Linked DNA regions of Homo sapiens: region 1 is linked to region 2. The links are chromatin loops, found by intact Hi-C in ENCODE. Cell type or tissue: heart right ventricle. All regions are shown on one strand. Links, peaks and the distances in the headings refer to the core of each region. The heading gives the core; the rest is flanking DNA. Region 1 overlaps CCSER2 (coiled-coil serine rich protein 2). Region 2 has its middle 16 kb from the start of LINC00858.

Region 1 (8,342 bases), core at 168-8,167, 98 kb before region 2:
CAGGAGTTGAAGGCCATACTGAGCAACATAGTGAGACCTCATCTCTACTAAAAATTTAACATTAAAATTTTTAAAAAACAAAAAGGATGCTGAGGTCAAATCTAGCTTCTGAAGTAGTGACATGATCAAGCAGCAATGTTTGCCAGGAGCAGAGCAAGGGACAGTGGCAATATCCATGCCAGACAACTGTCTTCCTCATTTTTGATAATGGTCTTTTCCACAAAACATACTACCATACCCACAACCACTTTCGGTATAAACATAAGAAAACTGGTATTGATATTACATATTAGGGTCATTTTGCAAATCAATAAATAATACATGTTAAAGATTAAAGAGCCTGTGAGTCAGAAAGGCTTTAACATTTCCCCGCCTGTCACAAGTAGACCACGGAAAGAAAATTATATTCTTTCCTTTCTCTATGCCTCTATTTTCCTGCCTAAGATGAGGGTAATACATGTTATCTCCCAAGAGCATCTTCAGTATTAATAACTTAGAGGCACAAGATGAGCCCACAAGAGAGACACACTGTTACTGGTGTTTGTGGTTCCACCAGTTTGTGGGGGAAAAGAATAATGTTAGAACCTGAATGTGCTATTCTCTATGAAGAATAACGATTTCTAAATGTACAAATAATTGCAACACAAATCACATCAATCATCTTGAACTTTGGTCTTAAGATAAACTAGTCTGACAGCTCCACTATGAAGTTTACGTTATGAATATTATCACTTCATTCGTTGATGAGCTACCATCTGTCTTTAAAAGTTCATGAAATTTTCCCTTATATTTGCTTATAATTTTGAAATAAAATAAAATAGACATTGTGAGTCTGCTTCATTTTGGTAGCCATGCTGTCTTTGATGCACTTTACCTAAACTGTAATCTGTTAGGTGTCTAAAAAATCCATTCATTAACAATTTGAAAAAATATATGTTGCCTACATCATCTAATGATATAATCTCTGAGACACTTTAATACCATCTGTGAGCTTTAATTTAGTGGTGAACTAAGACTAATATCTGGACCAGTGCTTGAAAATGTCAGTTTTTTTTTAGTTTCTGCAAGAATAATTTTTTAAAGTATAGCAAATTTACAGTATTGGTATTTAATATTTAAAAATTTTTTTCAGGCCGGGCGTGGTGACTCACGCCTATAATCCCAGCACTCTGGGCAGCTGAAGCATGTAGATCACCTGAGGTCAGGAGTTCGAGACCAGCCTGGCCAATATGGTGAGACCCTGTCTCTGCCACAAATACAAAAATTAGCCAGGCATGGTGGCACACACCTGTAATCTGAGCTACTCGGGAGGCTGAGGCACAAGAATCACTTGAACTCGGGAGGCAGAGGTTGCAGTGAGCCGAGATCATACCACTGCACTACAGCCTGGACAAAAGAGCCAGACTCCATCTCAAAAAAAAAAAAACAAAAAAAAATTCAAAAATACTTATAAATGCCTTTTTTTAAAACTGTAAATCAAGCTTCTCGCTTTTAAAAGAAATCCACAATTGGATAAGGGAAAAGCAGCAGCAAATATTATTAAGCACTTACATGATAGGTACCATGCTTACCACTTCATACTTTTTGTTTAATCTTCATAACATTATAAGGTAGTAGATTTCTTCCCATCTTAAATAGCTAAAACCAAGATTCAGAGAGGCTAATATACTTGTCCAAAGTCACAAATTCATAAACTGTCAAAGAGGATTCGGGTTCAAGTTTACCTGATTCCAGGGCCAATGAAAACTGCCTTCATGACAAAGGAATGAAATACAGTCAGTGAGCCAAGCAATGATGTTACAGTCAATAATGGACTATATTTACAACGATGGTCCCATGAGATTACAGTGGAGCTGAAAAATTCCTATAGCCTAGTGACATGCTAGCCATTGTAACATTGTAATGCAATTACTTTATTTTTTACATATTTATTGTATCTGTTTGTACAGAGTTTATAAAGTCTATACTAGTGTGCAATGATGTCTTAGGCCTTCACATTCACTCACCACTCACTCACTAACTCATCCAGAGCAACTTTCAGTCCTGTAAGCTCCATTCAAGTGCCCCATACTGGTATACCATTTTTTTCTCTTTTATATAGTATTTTTATTGTAACTTTTCTATGTTTACATAACTTTAGATAAACAATTCCTTACCATTGTGTTACAACTGCCTACAGTATTCAATACAGTAATATGCTGTACAGGTTTGTAGCCTATAAGCAAGATAGTATACCATATAGCCTTGGTGTGTAGTAGGCTATACCATCTGCATCTGTGTAAGTATACTCTATGATGTTCACAGAACAACAATGGCCTAAGGAGGCATTTCTCAGAACAGATCCCCTTCGTTAAGCGATGCTGCCTGTATTCTGAGAAGCCTACTAACAACAAGGGACAAGAATGAAGGAAGGGACTGAATGGCTAATGTCAGAGGAAAACCATAAAGACTGCAAAGGACCTAGATATTAATTACAGAAATTTAGCAGAAGAACAGTAAGAGCTGTCACTTTTTCAAACTCCTTTCATATCCATTACCTCATCATCTGAGGAACCACCCACTCACTGTCTTTTTTTAGTTTTTCAAATAGTTTTTTAGAAGGTATAAATTGTCTGCATTTTAGGGGTTTAAACAGACATAAACTCACTACTAAGTACAAGAGCAATTAACTGAACAACAATACTGATGACTACACACGTATAAGCAGTTACTTCGGAAATCTGCTTTCAAGTTCAGACAACTAGATCAGAATTTAAAGTAATTTTTTTTAACCTTGTGTTACTCAACTACTTCTTTCATATCCCCTTTTCCCATTTTTTCCTGGCTGTCATCTGTGGCATAAGCTGATTCAAAGGCTTGATTATAGCAATTAAATAAGTGGCCAGGCGTGGTGGCTCACACCTGTAATCCCAGCACTTTGGGAGGCCCAGGCAGGTGGATCACCTGAGGTCAGGAGTTTGAGACCAGTCTGGCCAACATGGTAAAACCCCATCTCTACTAAAAATACAAAAAAAAAAAAAAAAAATAGCTGGGTGTGGTGGCTCACACCTGTAATCCCAGCACTTTGGGAGGCCAAGGCGGGTGGATCACCTGAGGTCAGGAGTTTGAGACCAGCCTGGCCAACATGGTAAAACCCCATCTCTACTAAAAATACAAAAAAAAAAAAAAATTAGCTGGGCGTGGTGGCAGGCACCTGTAATTCTAGCTACTTGGGAGGCTGAGGCTAAAGCATTGCTTGAACCCAGAAGGCAGAGGTTGCAGTGACCGGAGATTGCGCCATTGCACTCCAGCCTGGGTGACAAGAGTGAAACTCCATCTCAAAAATAAAATAAAATAAATTAAAATAAAATAAAATAAAATACCAATTAAATAAGCAAAAATGACAACTTTAGCCAAAGTAAAGGTTTAAAATGGTGCGCTTACTTCCAGATTCTTCAAAGTTTTAAAGAGGACATGCCATGCTCAACACAAAGCCTCTTTATTGTATCAATATGACCTTTCTGTGCTCCAGCTACAACTTCATTTTCACTCACATAAATGGAGTTCAAAGTAACTTGTAAAAGTTAAGCTCAAAAGGAATTTGTGGTTTAAGAACATTAAATAAGGTTATTATGCAGATCCAATGTATATTACTTCCTGAAATTTAAACTTAAAAGAACAAAAATACTAACAAGAGGAACCAGAAGTTCCCCTGGCCAAACCATAAAAATTTCTCCCTCCAAATTTTACCAGTTGGTACAGGAACACAAAACTCAAATACCTGTGGGGCATGCAAATGTCATTAATGTGCAGAGGGCTAGGAAAAGATGACACATGCCAAACTACGTCAATATTGACCCATATACTGCCTTTTAAAATAGTAGACACCTATAACAATTAAGTACAGACATTTTACAAACACCAGGTCAAATCAAAACAAGCAAACATTTAACATTTCAGTCTATACAGGATCTGCTTGAGCAAAGTTCCCTATATTAAATTAAATGGGCAGTAGGGACAGGGCCATAGGAGATCCAGCATCAGGAAGAACAGTAACAGGAGTAACATTAACATGGATGGAAGACTACTAGGCCATAAATTCACTAATGGCACATACTGGGTTTGATTCACCAGAATACACTACTCAAGCCCCAGCTTGCTCAGTATATGACAAACAGTAAATACCTAAACATGAAACATTTTGTAAACATCTACATACGTTAGAATTATAGTTTCATAGAAAAATGTTAGTGAGGCCAGGCACGGTGGCTCACGCCTGTAATCCCAGCACTTTGGGAGGCCGAGGTGGGCGGATCACCTGAGGTCGGGAGTTCAAGACCAGCCTGACCAATGTGGAGAAACCCTGTCTCTACTCAAAATACAAAATTAGCCAGGCATGGTGGTGCATGCCTGTAATCCCAGCTACTCGGGAGGCTGAGGCAGGAGAATCCAAAAATCCAAAACGCAGAGGTTGCAGTGAGGTGAGATTGCACCACTGCACTCTAGCCTGGACAACAAGAGCGAAACTCCATCTCAAAAAAAAAAAAGAAAAATGTTAGTGGTAGTTTCTACATAATAGAATACAACATGGTAATGAAGACCTAATTATTGCTATATGCAACAATACAGATAAAACTAACAGGATCCTTTAAACAAGAGAATCCAGAGACTTGAGGATAAATATAGTGTGATTCCATTTATATGAAGGTCAGATTTCCATTTTCGATGTAAAAAGCTGCAATTAATATCACTCCTACCTAAAAACCTGGAAGAGCCAGATAATCTTCAAAATCATAACCTTTCATAAGCCCATCAGAAAGCTGTTATTGTAAGGCAAGCAAGTCAACCAAATTCCAAAGGGAGACAAGCCCCTCCCAGGAGAGACGGGACATTTAACAGTTTCACTTTTGGCTGAGCATAAAAGACAGAAATGACCACCATAAAAAGGAGTAATAAGCTAACATTTTAATGTCTGCTTAAAAGCCAAATGTGGACTAGCACAACAGCAAGCTCTTCCTCATGGGCCTCAACCTAGCATTCAAGAGAAACATATAAGAAAGCCCCCTCTTAACGGCACAGGCATGCAGGAGGTGATGAAAGCCTGCACTGGAACAAACACAAACCCTCTCACTTCCCTGCCTCCTTCTGTCCTCTGAAGCAAAAGCCTTAAACTGCTGGGGAAGCAGCAGCAAGACTTCTCACCCAGGGGCACAGGAAAAAAATCCAGTGCATGTGGAGGAAACAGAATGGAATGGGAGAAATGTTCAGTTGATCCATTTATGTGAGAGTAAGGTCAAGAACTGATTAAAGTAATTATGATAATATGTGTTAGAATACAGCAGTGGTTCCACAGTGCTTGTGTGTATCAGAATCACCCGGAAGACTTCATTAAAACAAGATCTCTGGACTCCACTCCCAGAGTTTCTGAACCAACATATCAAAGGTAAGGCCTTAGGAAAAAGTATTTTTAACAAGTTTCCAGGTGATGTTGATTCTGCCGATCTGGAATTCATACGTTGGAAATCCCTGGGACAGAGACTAACTCTGCAAGAGCGGGCTAACTGAAAAGGGGTTGACTGAGACATTGGCAACTTGATCTGGATGGTGTAAAATTCACCAAGAGTACATCATTTAAGATTTATGTATTTTATTGTATGTAAGTTATACTTCATTTTTTAAAGCTTCTCTTAAAAAATTAAAAGCCTCAAACTGCTTCTACTCCTATAAATAGTAAAAATAAGCCTTACTGCAAAGACAACTTATTCTACAAATTGATAAAAGAAATAAGCATGTATCCTGCTCTTCTTGTATTTCAAAGTAACCAAAAAATTGATGGAAAATCTTCTTTATAGAAGAACCACAACTGATAAATACAGAAAAAAAGATAGAATCACAAAGTAAGAAAATCTGAAACACTCCATTAAATATCAAAACACCCCTCAAAAAAGGGAGTGTGACAGTTAAAACTGAAACTATTAAAAGGTAAGTGGTAAATAACACCAGGGATTAATTATGCTGTTTTCTCTACACATGATGTTTGAAAACATCCATATAAAACTTCCATTTAAAAAAGTAAACCCCAGCCAGGCACAGTGGCTCACACCTGTCATCCCAGCACTTTAGGTGGTTGAGACAGGTGATCACCTGAGGTCAGGAGTTCCAGACCAGCCTGGCCAAGATGGTGAAACCCCATCTCTACTAAAAATACAAAAATCAGCTGGGTGTGGTGGCAGGTGCCTATAATCCCAGCTACTTGGGAGGCTGAGATAGGAGAATCACTTGAACTCGGGAGGTGGAAGTTGCAGTGAGCTGACATTGCACGACTGCACTCCAGCCTGGACAACAGAGTGAGACTCTGTCTCAGAAAAAAAAAATAAAATAAAAATAAAAAAGTAAACCCCAAATAAGGATGCTTTCATCAGGGAAAGAGATAGGAAATAAATTTCAGCACATTCCACATTATCCTCCTTCTCTTAGCATTCATTTTCATTCTCTCTCAGGAGCACTTATATACCCCTATTCAGAGAACTCCCAAACCCTGGATCTCTACATTTAACTCCTCCTACAAAAGACAAAGGACTCTTGAATTAGCAAAATCATAAACTTCTAACTACCCTGACCAAGGCTGATCAGCAGTAGCATCAATAACACCTAGAAACTTGTTAAAAATAGATTTTCTAAGGCCTTACCTTAGATATAGTGCTCAGCAATTCTGTAGAGCCCAGAGATCTTGTTTTAATAAAGCCTTCCAGGTGATTCTGATACACACAAACACTGTGGAACCACTGCTCTATTTTAACCCCTATTATCGTAATTAGTTTAACCTGTTCTTGACCTGACCCTCACATAAATCAACTAAACATTTTTTACATTCCATTCTGTTTCCCCCAGATACAATGGACCCTTCAGAGTTGCAGGTGCACCAGGGGGAGATAAATGAAGTCCCCTCCCAATTCCACAACTGTATAAAATACTATTGATACAGTAATGCCTGAATTAACTCATCCTAGGGGAATTAAGTAATCCTTTGGACATAAAGCACTTTTTAAAAAGAAAAAAAAAAGTTGGGACAAAAAAGTGTATGTCCTGAAAATTAGATATTCCTGGTCTTGAGTCATTTCCAGTGGGAGAAGGTTACAGGAATCTTTCTGAAGAGCAAACTTCACTAAGCAAAGCAGGGTCCTAGGACCAGGAGACAGTAAATGCCTAGGTTCACAGGTCCCACATACAGAAACTCCTCTACTTTCAACTCATAAGCTTCTGTACATATGAACAAGGCAACCAATCAAAATGAAAGTTTCTCAGCAATGCCTGACACCAAAGGAAAATGTTAGCGATTATTTACAAAAAGAATTTATGAACAGCCTTTCAGAACTTAAAACTGTTTGTAAATAAATGAACTTCTGTACCTGAAAAGAGTGGAGATGGTGGAGGAGGGAATAGTTGAGGCAATCACATTACGTGTCTGTGTATAATTAATAAATATATATATACACGTGTGTGTGTGTATATATATATACATATATGTATATGTATATATATATACACATATATACATATATATATATTTAGATAGGGTCTCACTGTCACCCAAGCCAGCATGCAGTGGTGCTATCACAGCTCACTGCAGCCTCAACTCCTGAGCTCAGGTGATCTTCCCATCTCAGCCTCCCAACACATATATATTTGAATTTAGACAAAGTAAAATTACTTTCCAGAGCTAGAGGAACATTAATGGTATAGGTGATTCCACCCATCATTCCACTCTATAAAAATATACTTACAAAGTGAACATATAGGAAAAGACATGAATCTCCTCCTCTCTCAGTAAGTCTCAGTTTATACATGCTTGGCACAGTATGAACAAATTACCAACAGTGATATACTACTATCTGAAAATGGGTATTTTTTGCAGAAGCCAACTCTCTGAACTGACCAACTCTTTGGTACTCAACCAAAGCTGCAAGAAAAGATAACCAGGTTAAACTTAAGTCACCATCTGGCTTCTCAACGGCAACTATACAAGATTTTTAAACTCCATGCTAACTTTAGACCCTAACCTCACCCAAAATGTCCTATTTCATAGTTATCTATGTCTTCCAAACCACTGTAGGCAGGGGAAAACAGAGGTGAGCAACTCAAGAGGCATGTGTGTTCTTTACTGTCTAGATGGCTAAATTCCACCTAATGGGAAAGGAAAATCATACTTAAAATCATGCATTAAACCACATTCTCTTCTTCAACAGAACTACTATATGCTTTCCATAACACCATTATGTCACCCATAGAAGCATTATTTGTCTACTAAGTATTTACTGAACATCCATTATGTGCCAGCAACTGCACAAGTTATTGTGGATACA
Region 2 (8,342 bases), core at 171-8,170:
ACTAGCAAGTCATGTAACATCTGTTTCTAAAACTGTGTAACAAATCTGTCCATATCTCACTGTTATCGTCACCACCACCTAGTTCAAGGCAGCAGCATCTTTGGTCTGGACTATTGTAACAATCCCTACTTCAATTTTCAGCCTCTACTGTTCAATGTAGCCCCCAAACAGCAGCCAGAGACATCAGTTAAAAATGGAAACCAGATCTGGTTACTTTCTTGATGAAAACCTTTCAAAGATTTTCATTTGCTCTTAAAATAAAACTCACTGTTCCCCTTCCCCATCCCAGCCAGCCCTACTGGATGGACATGTCCCCTGCGTCTCCCGTTGCTTCTCTTTGGGCTTTCTGCCCCAGCCTCATGCCTCTCCTCGAACAGCCACTCCCTTTCCCACTTGCTGTTCCCTCTGCCTGAAATATTTTCCTTTTGCCCTCACCTGACAGCCTTATTATTATCGTTTAAGTCACAGCTTGAATATCACCTCTTCAGAGAGGTCTTTCCCAACCACCTCTCCCAGCTTCCCTATCTGTTCCCTAGTTTATGTCCTCCAAAGTGCTTATCAAAATTTGTAACGATTTCTTTTATACATTTACTTGTTTATTGTCAGTACAATGTAAGCCCCTCATGAGGACCTTGTCTGTCTTGTTTAAACTTGACTTACAGTTAGGCTCAATAAATATTTGTTGAATTGTTGTTGAATGGTGAACACCCAACAGCTGTGCGGCAACAGGAAATGCCATAGGGAGGTGCACCAGAGCGCCACCCAGTGGCATCTTAGGCCTGGCATGGAGGTTTTCAGAGCTCAGTCCAATGACACAACTTGAAACATTGATCTGAATCATCTGGCAGGTGAGAGACAATGAACACCCAGTCAGAGGCTGGGAAGTGATGGAGGAGCAGCTAGGATCATAATCGGTTGCTTTGGCTGAACACACTGCAACTCAGTAACATCGGTTTACTTGGGAGTTTGTTAGAAATGCATCCTTGGTCCCTACCCAGGCCTACTGAACCAGAGTCTGCATTTAACAAGATCCCAGGTGATTTGTGTGCACCGAAGAGTTTGAGAAGTGCTGCTCTACAGCATCTTGGATGTGCATTGCCTGCACTGATATCCAAAAATCCCTGTGCCAGGAGGCACAAACCAAGCTTTCTCATTTACTGTATGACCTTCAGCAGTATTATTAACCTCTTATTCTTTAGTGCGCCCACTAAAAGCCCTGGCCCTATTATCTTGTGGATGATATCATGATAATAAAATAAAAAGCCTTGGGCTGAGGCTCTCCTGCTGGCCTATGGTCTTTGGAATTTGGGAGAATTAGTAAGAGAAAGATGAGAGCAAGCCATAGAACAAGAGCAAGTGAAGAAGAATGAACACCTAGAGAGAAATATATATTAATATAAAACAGCAAACAATGGCCTCAGAGATAACTCAGAGTAAATCTCAGTTAAATCACTCTTCATGAAACAGAACTGTTCATACCACTCCCCAAAAGTGGTGGTTCTCACTCATGGCTGCATATCAGAATCACCTGGGAGCTTAAAAAGCCCAAGCCAGCCAGCCCTTTAAACCTACCACATCAGAATCTCTGTGCCAGGGACCTAGACAGCTATAATCTGTAAGGCTCTCTGGGGCTTCTCAAGTTTTAAGGTGCACACAAACCAACTCTAGGGGTCGTTAAAATGAAGATTTGGATTAAGGAGTTCTGAGCTGGGCCCTGAGACTTGAGGGCCTGAGACATTTCTTTTTAAAAAATTTTTATTTTATGTATGTATGTATGTATGTATGTATGTATGTATGTATGTATGTGTGTATGTATGTATTTACAGAGACAAGGGCTCACTATGTTGCCCCGGCTGGTGTCCAGCTCTTGGACTCAAGTGATCCTTCCATCTCAGCCTCCCAAAGTGCTGGGATTACAGGCATGAGCCACCACGCCCAACCCTGAGACATTTCGAACAAGCTCCCAAATGAGGTTGGGGCTTCCAGTGCAGGGATAACACATTGAGTCACCAGGAACCAGGTGATTCAAATTTGCAAACGAAGTTGAGAACTGTGCTTGTGAGGATGTTGTGGGGATTAAATGAGGGAGTAGTTGGGACACTTGTGGTGTGTAATCGCCAGTCAATTATCACAATTCTCCTACACACCCTTTTCTTGAGTGACAGCAAAGAGTAGATGATGAAGTCCCTGATGGAACATATCTAATATCTATTGAGCACCTACCGGGTACCATGTGCTTTAAAGTATGCCACCCAAATGAGTCCATTCTTGTGGATGTGGAACAAACTCAGAGATAAAAAATTTGCTCGAACTTGCTTAGACATTTGTTAAAAAATACTATTCGATGACACTTGTGAAAGCATGGTAAAGACTTTATTCAGGACCATCGCTATAGGTGTAGGGACAGCTGCAATGGAATGTTGCAATGGGTGAGAGAGATGGACAAGTCGGAAACGATAGCCCAGGAGCAGGGTGTGGTTTGCTGGATGGAAAATTACTAAGATGAAACATCAAGAATAAAAGGGATTCTGGCTAAACCTATCGAACAAGATTCTTGCTGAAGACAGGCCAGGGTGATCAGAAATCACCTGGGGGATGGTGCAGGCTGAGGAACCTGATCAGATATCCAGGGCTGATGGTTCTTGCTAAACTAACTTAATAGGGTTCTTTGCTACAACTGGGTGTTACAAGGAAGTTCAGAGATGGGCCTAGAAGAAGGTTCAAGAGCCTGACTCGAGTTTGGTCAAGCAGAGAATCTTTGTCACATTGAATAAATGGTAAATCCTGGATTCATGCCCAGGGATTTCCAACACCCAAAGCTGAGCCCTTTCCAATCTGCCAAGCTGGCTGTGATCTAGAAGGCGAAGGCGGTGCATGTGTTGGACAGCTGCAGAGGGCAGGGCAGCTGAGCTGAGGATGCTGTGCAGGGGATAATGGAGGCCATTGTGAGAGCTGCCAGGTGGATGGAGGGAAGAGCAGGTGTGTGATGTTGGGGCCAAGGAGCAGCTTAAGAGAGGAGCAGCAAGTTACCTCAACCGAGAACAGAGGGAAGACTTAAGGATTATATCTCTGGCCTTCACCCAGTGCTTTCCCAGCCCTCGTTACCTTAGAAACATTGCCCACAATTGCCAAATGTCATTTATTGTGCCTCTGCCTGAGGAGTGGGGTGCTTCTCCGAACCCTCCTGCCCCACACCCCATAGTTTGCAGTGTTCTTCCACCTATGATCACAGCATGAGGGCTAATCACCACCACTTTTCAGATGAACAGTCCCAGGTTGGAGAAATCCAGGGACTGCCCTGACTTATCAGTCAGACAAAGACAAAACCCAGGCCCAGACCTCTTATCAAAATGCTGTGGTGTGCAGGGCTTTGGAGGCCTCCATTTGGCTAGACATTCAATGGCTGTTCTATAGACAGAGAAAAGGGACTGACTCCATGGGGCCATCAAAGACTCCTCTGGCCAACGTGCATGACACTGTGTTTCCTTTAAGAAAGAGAGAGATGTGGAATCATGTCATCATTTGAGGTAGAAACAGTTAAGTGTCAGGTTTCGTCTGTATCACGAGCAGGCAAAGGAAAACGTGTCGGAAATCCTGCAGGAATCAATAACCCACCCACGCGGCCTCAGCAGGAGACCCCCAGGCTCTGCGGAGAGGCACTACCATCAGGGCTGGCAGCTCAGGATGTACTGATCATTGAGAGGGCACTGCCACCTTGTGGTACCTGCTGAGCACTGCGCCACCCTCACATTCTGCCCAGTGCGAGTATTTATGCATGTCGGATCTCTGCTTTTCCCTTCTCTCTTCATTTACCTTAGATGACAGGACAGATAATAGTGATATTTACATACACAGGGAACACAAGAAGGGAGACAGTTGTGGTGGGAAGGAGAGTGAGCTTGTATTTGAGAGAATTGGACCAGGAGTATCTCTGACAGGGAGAACAGCAGAAATTCTATTAATTATGAGGCAAAAAGAAAGATATGAATAAATTAGGCCAACTTCTTTGCCAATGAATTTATTTATCTATATAGAAAATTTGTGGGATCCCTTTTCCCTTTAACAGGGAATATAGATACTGTATAGTTCAGGCAGTATCTAGTTGGTATCTACTTTCTTGCTAGACAATCAAATGCACAGCCCTTTCCCTCCCCAGGAAAATTGTGCCAGTGAAGGTCTCCGGAAGGGGCCAATCCTTTACCTTGGTTACAACTTTCTACTTTATTTGTGATGTCAAGTCCATTTGGCAATAGGCAGAGCCATCTTTCCCAGCAAGAGGATGAGGTGGGTGATAATATTCTACGGTACTTACATTTCTTTGTGAAAGAACTCAAATACATTCTAGAATCAATGGATCTTAGAGTGGGAGGGGATCTTAGAAGCCAAATTTTATAACTTTTAAATGGGATTTTTACAATCCCCGGGTTCTGCAGAAGTGGCACTGGGTGTTCCTGGGCTGGGGGCACCAGTTGGGCTGTTGGTCCCCTCCATTATCATCTGTTTCAATGATGAGCTTTGATGTAACACTGTATTAGTTTGTTAAAGCGGCTGTAACAAAATACATAGACTGGGTGGCTTAAGCAACAGAAATTTATTTTGCACATTTCTGGAGGCTGGAAGTCGGAGATCAAGTTGCCGGCAGTGTTGGTGTCTGGTAAGGGCTCTCTCCTTGGGCTGGGCCAACTTTTCACAGTGAGCTCACATGGTCTTTCCTGGACATATGCTTGGGGTGGGAGAAGAGGGAGCTCAGGCTCTCCGGTGTCTCTTCTCATAAGGACACAATCCTATGGGATCAGGGCTCCGCTCTTATGACCTCATTTAACTGTACTGGGTTTCAACATAGGTATTTCAGGGGACACAAACATTCAGTCCACCACAAACATCTAGTTTGGAGAAAAAAAATTCGATAGTGTTTGAGAATCTTCTGCCTGTGTCAGAGCCCTGGGGGACTGAGATGATAGAGGGGATGGGCCAGAGGGGGTCTTGACTCCCAAGGTTACCCAGCGAGGGGATGGCAAGGCCTGGTCACACTACAGGAGTGCATGTTATGGGGCCTTCCTCTGTGGATGCCAATTTAGGGAAAACTGTTCTTAGAAATCATGGTGGTTTTCTTACATAGGACTATGTGGTTTTAAAAAAATAGAGAAACAAAAGAAAAAAAATGGTGATTTCCAAGTCAAACAGAAAATTTTAAAAATCCAGAATGGGGCTAAAATTGGCTACACATTGAAATTCAGTGGGGGATAATTCTCTTGAAATACAATTAAATCAAGTACACAATGAAGCATAGAGTGCACGCTTAATTTATCTAGAGCCAGGGATAACTGTTTAGTTTTGTGATAAGGACTTGCAGAGATTCTGAAGGAAATTTCTGGGCTATCTTGATAACCTTATTATTATACCTGATTTCACTTACTTGGACATGGCTGTACCGTAATTTCTATCTTTGATTTCCTAGCTATTGTTAACACCTGTATTTTACTCACAAATGTAACGAAGAGACAAAGAGGCAGTGGACATTTTCTGGCAGTATCTGGAAAGGATCTTGGTACTGCGTCGTCGCATCGAGCACGTGTCTGACACACAGCAGCTGTTCAGTAGATACGTATTGGATGGATAGGTGAATATGTCAGAACTAAGTGACACAGACAGGGATTCAGGGGGTCAAATGGATGCTGGCTTACAAATGAGGAAGTGATTGCTGGAGGTGACATTTTCTGGTGCTTGATGCTTGCTGGTTCTGGACGTCCACCTCCTGGTGGCCTCTTCCAAGTCCAGTCTGTGTGTCTGCATATCAATGTGGTCTTTAGTGTAGAGTGTGGCTAGAGGCCAGGGCAGGAGAAGTTAGGCTGGTTCCCCGGGCCTCCAGTGAAGATGCCCTGAGCCCTCGAGCTCTGCAGATGAGGCTCTAGCACAGTCTCTGCTATTTTCACCCTTCTTTCTTCCTTCCTGACTTCTCCAGACTCAGTCTTCTCACCTTGCTCTTGTTCCCCTTTCCACAATGTGGCCCCAGTTCTCCAGGGCTGCACGGAACTTGGAGAGAGCACTGTGGTGCTAGTGATGACTAACATGGGCGGGGGGACCTTGTTGGTGTGTCCCCCTAAAATTCATTGTGTCTGCAGGGGGTGGCATTAAGGGGTCACAAGTGAATGGAGAAAAAAGACCAAGGGGTGCCCAGGAAAGGGTGAGCAGTTGCTCCAGAGGAGCCTAGGAGGGAGGCAGGAGAGGAAGGCTGGTGGGGAATGACGCTCAGCAAACTCAGACTGATGGGGCTTATCTATTCTTCCCCTCCGCTCTGTGGGACGGAGCTTGCTTTCTCCTGCCTCCACGGTCCTGGGTCAGCTGCGCCTTCATCATCAGACTTCCTCAGTCACCTTGCCCACCATCTCCATTTCCCTTCAGGGCCCCGGGTCTCACCAGATATACAGATATACATTCAGGGATGGGGACTCCTGCATTAGTGTCACAAACCCAGAGGCCCACAGGCTCTGCAGGGAACATACAACTACAGCCAGGGATAAAACACTTGAAGGAGGTAGAAGTAACATTACTCTTTACATGTTTTTGTGATTGCAAAAGTGGTACATATTCATTGTAGAAAATCAGCAGAGAGCTTGAGGACTGTGAATCCATCACCTTAGGGGTTGCGCAGAGCAAAGCGAGCCTGAGAAGGATTTAGGCCTTTGAGGGCTGTGGTCTAACTTCTGCCAGGCCAAGTGCCAGGGATGGGCGGACTCTGATTCCTATCCCAGCTCAGGGACTGTGCCAAGGGCCCACAGGGAGGTGGACTTCAGACAGGATTCAGCCACTTTCTTTGTCCTCTTCCCCCAGAGGCAGCTGAGCTGCTTAAAAGAAGGCAGGGGTGCAGGGGAGGTTGTGGGGTGAGTGGGAAGGAGGGCAGAGAAGAAGCCCTGCACGCAGTGTCACAGGGGACAAGATCCTAAAAGTGCTTGGGAACATGGGCAGAAGAGCCTGAAGGTGATGAGTCTCCCCAAGCCCACTCCATGAGTGGGAATTGGGGGGTGTGGGCCGACATGGGGCTTCTGAAGTGAGTAGCTTCAGGCGGGACTCTGGTCATTCCTCACCAGGTGCTGCTTCAGCCCTTCCCATCTCCTGCCAACCCAGGCCAGGGTGGCCATTCCCAAGCCCTCCTTTCACTCCTGCGGGAAGCCTTGGGGATGCAAGGCTTGAGCTTAAGCCATCCCTGAAAGCAGCCTAACCAAACCACCTTCCTCCCTGCCTCTCCTCTGAGCACAGATGAGGACGCTGATGTGTTCGGCCTCGTCTCTTTCTCTTGGGGACTCGGGATGGCTCTTGTCACAAACCCAGAGGCCCACAGGATCAACAGGGGACACAGGCACTGAGGTTGACACAAGAGCATGTGTCCTGGGCAAAGGGCCGAGCTGCCCTGAGCTCTACAAACTGTAACAATGTAGGAAGGCAGCCGGGTAAAGCCTCATCTTCTGACATCTGGATTTAAATAAACTGTCCTGATTTTTAAATGTTGGCAACAAACCTCAAAACATTTTAAAGTAATGTGCAGGCCTAGCCCCGTATTACCAGAGGCTGTCTTTGACTGGCATGTACTGGTGGCTGATACTCCATGAGCACTTACCATGACAGGGAATGTTCTGGTCCTTTCTGTGTAGTCAAGTTGCCACTTCCATCATCTCACCTCCCAACTTGGGAAACGATGCACAGGCAGAGGAAGTGACGGGCAGCAGATCACGATTTAATACATGGTGTTTGAATGCTGGCAGCCTGGCTTGAGGTCCCATAAGCAAACCCTGGGGCTTTTACCCCTTTCTATGTAAGACTGAGTCCCTGCAAGGCATGGCCAAGACTTAACGAACAGCTCTGTTTTAATGAGTATTTTCTATGTGCTTAGTGAGTACATGTTATCTTCAAGCCTCACAACAACCCTGTGATGTCCATGTTAACATCCTTATGTTAAGGGTTAGAGGATTTAGAAGGAGTGATGTTAGGACACCTTTTCAATAAATGGTGCTGGGAAAATTAAATTGCCATATGCAGAAGAATGAAACTGGACCCATATCTCTTACCATATATAAAAATCAACTCAAGGATAGACACGGTGGCTCATGCCTGTAATCCCAGCACTTTGGGGGCCAAGGTGGGTGGATCACCTGAGGTCAGGAATTTGAGGACAGCCTGTTCAACATGGTGAAACCCTGTCTCTACTAAACCCCAAAAAATTAGCCAGACATAGTAGCGCATGCCTGTAATCCCAGCTACTTAGGAGGCTGAGGCATGAGAACTGCTTGAACCTGGGAGGCAAAGGTTGCAGTGAGCTATGATGGTGCTACTGTACTTCAGCCTGG

What was found. Hi-C counts contacts between places; a loop is a spot of excess contacts. Peaks named below come from ENCODE experiments on the same cell type or tissue, not always from the same donor. Only the 100,000 strongest peaks of a DNase experiment are listed, where the experiment ranks them.
Region 1: a loop joins it to region 2, with 4 times the contacts of the local background. A loop is called at or near these places in 82 of 110 quality-filtered maps.

What each region holds. Positions count from the first base shown.
Region 1 is chr10:84,357,831-84,366,172 of GRCh38, reverse strand. All of the region lies in intron 1 of CCSER2 (coiled-coil serine rich protein 2), which reads right to left. Among named protein-coding and RNA genes, the nearest start is that of CCSER2, 33 kb to the right of the region's middle. In heart right ventricle, for the core only: no CTCF peak of the experiment used is centred there; no DNase peak of the experiment used is centred there; H3K4me3 peaks cover 772 bases; H3K27ac peaks cover 1,158 bases.
Region 2 is chr10:84,260,144-84,268,485 of GRCh38, reverse strand. No RefSeq gene overlaps it. Among named protein-coding and RNA genes, the nearest start is that of LINC00858, 16 kb to the left of the region's middle. RefSeq lists a silencer at 3,636-3,785. In heart right ventricle, for the core only: CTCF peaks have their summits at 759 (motif pointing left) and 3,723 (motif pointing left); DNase peaks (open chromatin) are centred at 765 and 3,695; H3K27me3 peaks cover 1,081 bases.